2 separate regions of the Homo sapiens genome follow, and region 1 is linked to region 2. Evidence: read pairs that join two places in POLR2A ChIA-PET (ENCODE). Cell type or tissue: endothelial cell of umbilical vein. All regions are shown on one strand.

Region 1 (2,500 bases), 1.7 Mb after region 2:
ACCACACCTGACCAAACTAATGATTCTTGAAGAGAAAAATTAGGGAAAGTATCTTTATTCTGTCAGTCTAAATACACAGATCTCAGTGATCAGAGAGATACATTTTCATTATACATAAACTACTGGTAGAGCTAAAATCTCTCCACAGTATTTTGAGAGACTTTTGCTCAAAAACTATCACATTTTTATAACATGACACCAGGTACCAGGCTCTGTTGGGGCTCTAGGAATACCACAAAAGAAAAAGGCCTGGAAGTCCTCAAAAATGAGGCTGAGATGAAAAATGGGGGAAAAAATAAGAGCTCTCATTTGGGAAAGAAAAACATTTTAATAAAACTAATCTCTAGAGCTTTTGTAAAGACTTCAGGTATCTTCACTTTAGAATATGATGAGAGAAGTAAGTATGAAGCTGACTTAGAATATGGGCATCAGAAAAACTTAATATTAGACTCTTACTTCCTTGTAAAAACCCCAGTTTGCTCAAGGAGTCTATTAGTTAAGCCAAACTCAAAGTGAAAAGGGGGAGAAGGAGGGAGGGAGGAAGGGAGGAAAGAAGAAACCATCTCTTTTGATTCTGAAATAATTTTTTTGAGGTGGGATCTTGCTATGTTGCCCAGGCTGGTTTCAAACCCCTGGGCTCAAGGGATTCTCCTGCCTCAGCCTCCCAAGTAGCTGGAACTACAGGCACATGCCACCATGCCCAGCTAGTTTCTCACTCAAACCAGTATATCACTATTTTAGGTCAGTTGGAGGTGATGCTCTTCTGGTGAGATCTCCAGATATATTTAGTAGGCTTTTTATTTTTAATTCTTTTATATCTAAGAATGTGTAGCCACAAAACAGAAGTTAAATGGATTGACTTTTCTTTGGTGGTAATTATCAAATATTTTAAAACCAAAATCGCTAGCCCAAATAATTAAACCTTTACTTATTACCTTAATCACAGTCATGCAACTTGACGTGACCCCCAGGCACAAGGGTTGGGTTTACCTGACGTCTAGTTTCTGCTGTGAGGGAGGTTAGTGGTCAGTAGGCTTTACATGGTCTTGGGAGCAACACAGCACATTTAACAAGCACGCAAAGTGAGTCCATGAAGTGAGCCTGAAAAACAGAAACGCAAGAAAACTCTGTGAAGCGTTTTACTCCAAGCTCCCACAAAGTCAAAAGGAAGCCTTAACGCAAATTATATGAAGAAACAACTGGTGTCCAGGGTCACTGTCAAGGTAATAAATGAAACGTCTGTGAACCGTGTGATTCATCAGGGTCATTTGAAGCCAGAACTGCCCACCCAGTCTTGCAAAGGCCACCAACTCAACACCCAGTCTGCAGTCAAATGCATGCCTTTGTTTCAGGGGAGACCGCTCCAGTGAGTCATGCGTGGCTCATCTGTCACCATGACCAGGAAAACAACTCTCAGTCTCACAGGGCTGCAGGAGCGTCAGGCTGTGTGACGAGAGGTGGCCCTTGTTCTCTATTTGACCAAGCAGCAAAAACAAAGCCCAAAATATAACATCACAGTGAATAGTCCTTGGTTAAAATAATTTAGCTTGTAGAGGTTGACCTCATAAATGAGATTAAAAGCTTTCTCAAGCACATGTTAGCAGGGGCAAGAGGTCCCCCTCTGAGGGATAAGGCAGGGCTTCTGAAAGGGAGGAGGACTGGCTGAGATGGGGAGGCTCCCCTCTGGCCGTGCTCACTGCTGGACACGAAGCCACAGACACGGGAAGCAGAGGGGTGAGGCCTTAATAGTGACTTTTTGTTCCTTTAAAAAAAAAAAAAAAAGTTTATTTGTAATTGTGGTCAAACATGGATAACATAACATTTTCCATCTTACCATTTATTTATTTATTTATTTATTTGAGACAGAGTTTTGTTCTTCTTGCCCAGGCGGGAGTGCAGTGGCACAATCTCGGCTCACTGCAACCTCCGCCTCCTGGGTTCAAGCGATTCTCCTACCTCAGCCTCCTGAGTAACTGGGATTACAGGCACGCACCACCACGCCCAGCTAATTTTGTATTTTTAGTAGAGACAGGGTTTCTCCATGTTGGTCAGACTGTTCTCAAACTCCCGACCTCAGGTGATCTGCTCACCTCAGCCTCCCAAAGCGCGGGGATTACAGGCGTGAGCCACCGCGCCTGGCCCATCTTACCCATTTTTAAATGTACAGGGCAGCAGTAAGTACACTGTTGTACAACCGTCACCGACATCCATCTTCAGAACTCTTTCCATCTTGCAGAACAGAAACTCTGCACCCATTAAACAGCAATTCCCCGGTCCCACAGCCCCTGGCAACTGTCATTCTACTTTCTGCCTCTATGAATTTGAGGACTCTAGATACCGCATATAAGTGAAAGCATTTGTCTTTTTGCAACTGGCTTATTTCACTTAGTATAATGCCCTCAAGTTTCATCCACGTGGTAGCAGATGTCAGAATTTCCTTCCTTGTTAAGGCTGAATAGCATTCTATTACATGTGCATGCCACATTTTGTTTATTCATTC
Region 2 (2,500 bases):
ATCTCTTCTAACATATCATTCCAAGAATGTCACAATTCAAATATGTTTAAACCCAAATACAATATAAAAAGTACACAAAACCAGTTAGGTATTATAGGAATTTACAAATCTTTTCAAAAATATTTTCTTTTTTTTTTTTTTTTTGTGACAGAGTCTCCCTCTGTCACCCAGGCTGGAGTGCAGTGGCAAGATCTCGGCTCACTGCAAGCTCCGCCTCCCGGGTTCACACCATACTCCTGCCTCAGCTTCCCGAGGAGCTGGGACTACAGGCGCCCGCCACCACGCCGGCTAATTTTTTTGTATTTTTTTAGTAGAGACAAGGTTTCACTGTGTTAGTCAGGATGGTCTCTATCTATCTCCTGACCTCGTGGTCCGCCCACCTCAGCCTCCCCAAGTGCTGGGATTACAGGCGTGAGCCACCGCGCCCGGCCCAAAAATATTTTCTTAGTACAAAACTCCATCTACAGGGAGCTTTGGCATCACAGCCAGTAGCATCTGCTATCTACTTGGAAGCAGAAATGTGAGGTATAAATGTATTTTGCTGGTAAACCTTAAATACCTTCATGTTCACTGCTGAAGAACAACTGAGGAAACCATGACAAAATGTGGCCAACGAAAGGCCATTATTTATAAAAATCTGCAATCTGCTGAAGGGCCTCCAAACATTTCAGGTGTACAAGCAAATCAGCTCGGCTCCAAGTCTCAGTACAGAACACGAATGTATGAAAATGCTGTAAACAACATAGTGAAATTTCATAGCATTTCATTATTTTACTGGCCAAAATGTTCACCTTCATTTCATTTGTGTGTTTATATATGTATATCTACAAATATGTTTAACATATAAATTAATATACATATACACGTTTCATTACACAAGAATGCCATTGTCACATGAATGTTCTGTTTTTTACACACATGTGGGAGCGTACATGTGCACACAGATATGAATGGGCATCTTTAAGTAAATATAGAGACTCAAAAAATTAAGAGTCTGAATGTAAAACAGGCACCAGGCACCCATTCCTCTCCATTATACTTAGTCAAGTTATCTATCCTTTCTCATCCTGGACACACCATCACAGTCGCAAACATAGGAAGTCTAGGCTCTTTTTTAAATAAAACAAAAATTAAGCCCTGACTATTGGATTCATATTTAGGATTCAAAGATTGAATCATAATAAACATTTCATGATGAAAAACTCTGGAATTTTTAAGTCTTAAACCAGTCTTCCTCTCCCCATTCATCCTTACTTTTCAGAGCTCTCATGCAAACTATATCAAAACGTGGCTTTAATTACATTTAAAAGAAACACATTTTTTTCCAGAATAGATCAACAATATAAATTAACACAGGTGGAAACCCTAGAAATTGCCTGGCTGCCTTAATAACCCCAAAGGAAACATTTATTTTAGCCAAACAATTGTAATGTTTGTCTCCTTTTTAGAAACATCTGCTGCCAAAATAAACATTTGCATTGGAAGAAGTGTTTTGGCTGTTAAGAGGGTACCAAATAAAATGCTTATGTTCTGAAATAAATATTTTACTCAAAAAACATGCAGCAAAATTAGAATACAAATCTTTTTCAAGCCCTCTTCAAGGAAACCTGTTTTGAATTGTTTTTACTTCAATATGAAGTAATAAGTTCAGATGAATCACCTTAACAAAAATAATTAGTTTATATTTAATTTTGCCATTTTCTATTTCAAAACAATGATCATATTCTATGTTCCTGCTATAAAGTTCTTCGCAATACATGTATGCCTTTAAAAACTAAAAAAGTCATGTTTTCCCATCATAAAAGCACTCATGAACTTCAATCTCTCATTTTGCTTTTTTTCCTTTTGCCCTGTTTTATAATTCCAACAGGCATCATATTATCAAACACCTGCAAGAATAGTTAAAATATCAACCCAATTACAAAAAAAAACTCAGGAAAAATCTCAGTCTACATAATTGAAATCTGCTTGACACAAATAAATAACTCAGCTTCTGTAAGCTATTTCTCCTGGGTGCCGTTTTATATTAAAATCTTATTTAAAACAAGTTGGTAAAGGCCTAGGTGTACATTTATGATCACGAAGGATAAGAAAAATGAAACAAAACCTGCATTCCTGATCCAGCAAAGAATATCTTGGTGTCTTTAAGGTTTGTTTTTTTTTTAATCTGAAAAACTCAGAGTCAGATTCTAGTAACCTTAAAAATTATGCCTCTTCTGTGTAGCTGTCTAATAGATGAAATCAACCAATGTACTTCTGTTAACCAACCCCATGTCTGAATTCCAGAAGCCTGGAGGCAGAATATTCTCCACAGAGGCATAGAAAATTCATTTCCCCCCTGAACTCAACAAAAACCCAAGTAGACTAGTTTTTAGGGCACCGTGCAAAACTAATCTGTTTAGCCATGTATTTGCCTGATGATGTGGGAGAACTGGCAAGTGAAAGACCACAAATCTAGTTCCAGTTAATAAAGACTAAAATGATGTACTATTATCACGTC

The links. Peaks named below come from ENCODE experiments on the same cell type or tissue, not always from the same donor. Only the 100,000 strongest peaks of a DNase experiment are listed, where the experiment ranks them.
Region 1: POLR2A ChIA-PET joins it to region 2 with 9 read pairs; 1 of 35 experiments calls an interaction of 5 or more read pairs at or near these places.

What each region holds. Positions count from the first base shown.
Region 1 is chr6:155,126,091-155,128,590 of GRCh38, reverse strand. TIAM2 (TIAM Rac1 associated GEF 2) reads right to left here. Exons shown (of 27, transcript NM_012454.4): 3 at 991-1,101. Among named protein-coding and RNA genes, the nearest start is that of TIAM2, 130 kb to the right of the region's middle. RefSeq lists enhancers at 658-1,404, 412-1,611. In endothelial cell of umbilical vein, no CTCF peak of the experiment used is centred here; a DNase peak (open chromatin) is centred at 1,360; H3K27ac peaks cover 910 bases.
Region 2 is chr6:156,832,884-156,835,383 of GRCh38, reverse strand. All of the region lies in intron 2 of ARID1B (AT-rich interaction domain 1B), which reads right to left. Among named protein-coding and RNA genes, the nearest start is that of MIR4466, 54 kb to the right of the region's middle. In endothelial cell of umbilical vein, no CTCF peak of the experiment used is centred here; a DNase peak (open chromatin) is centred at 1,413.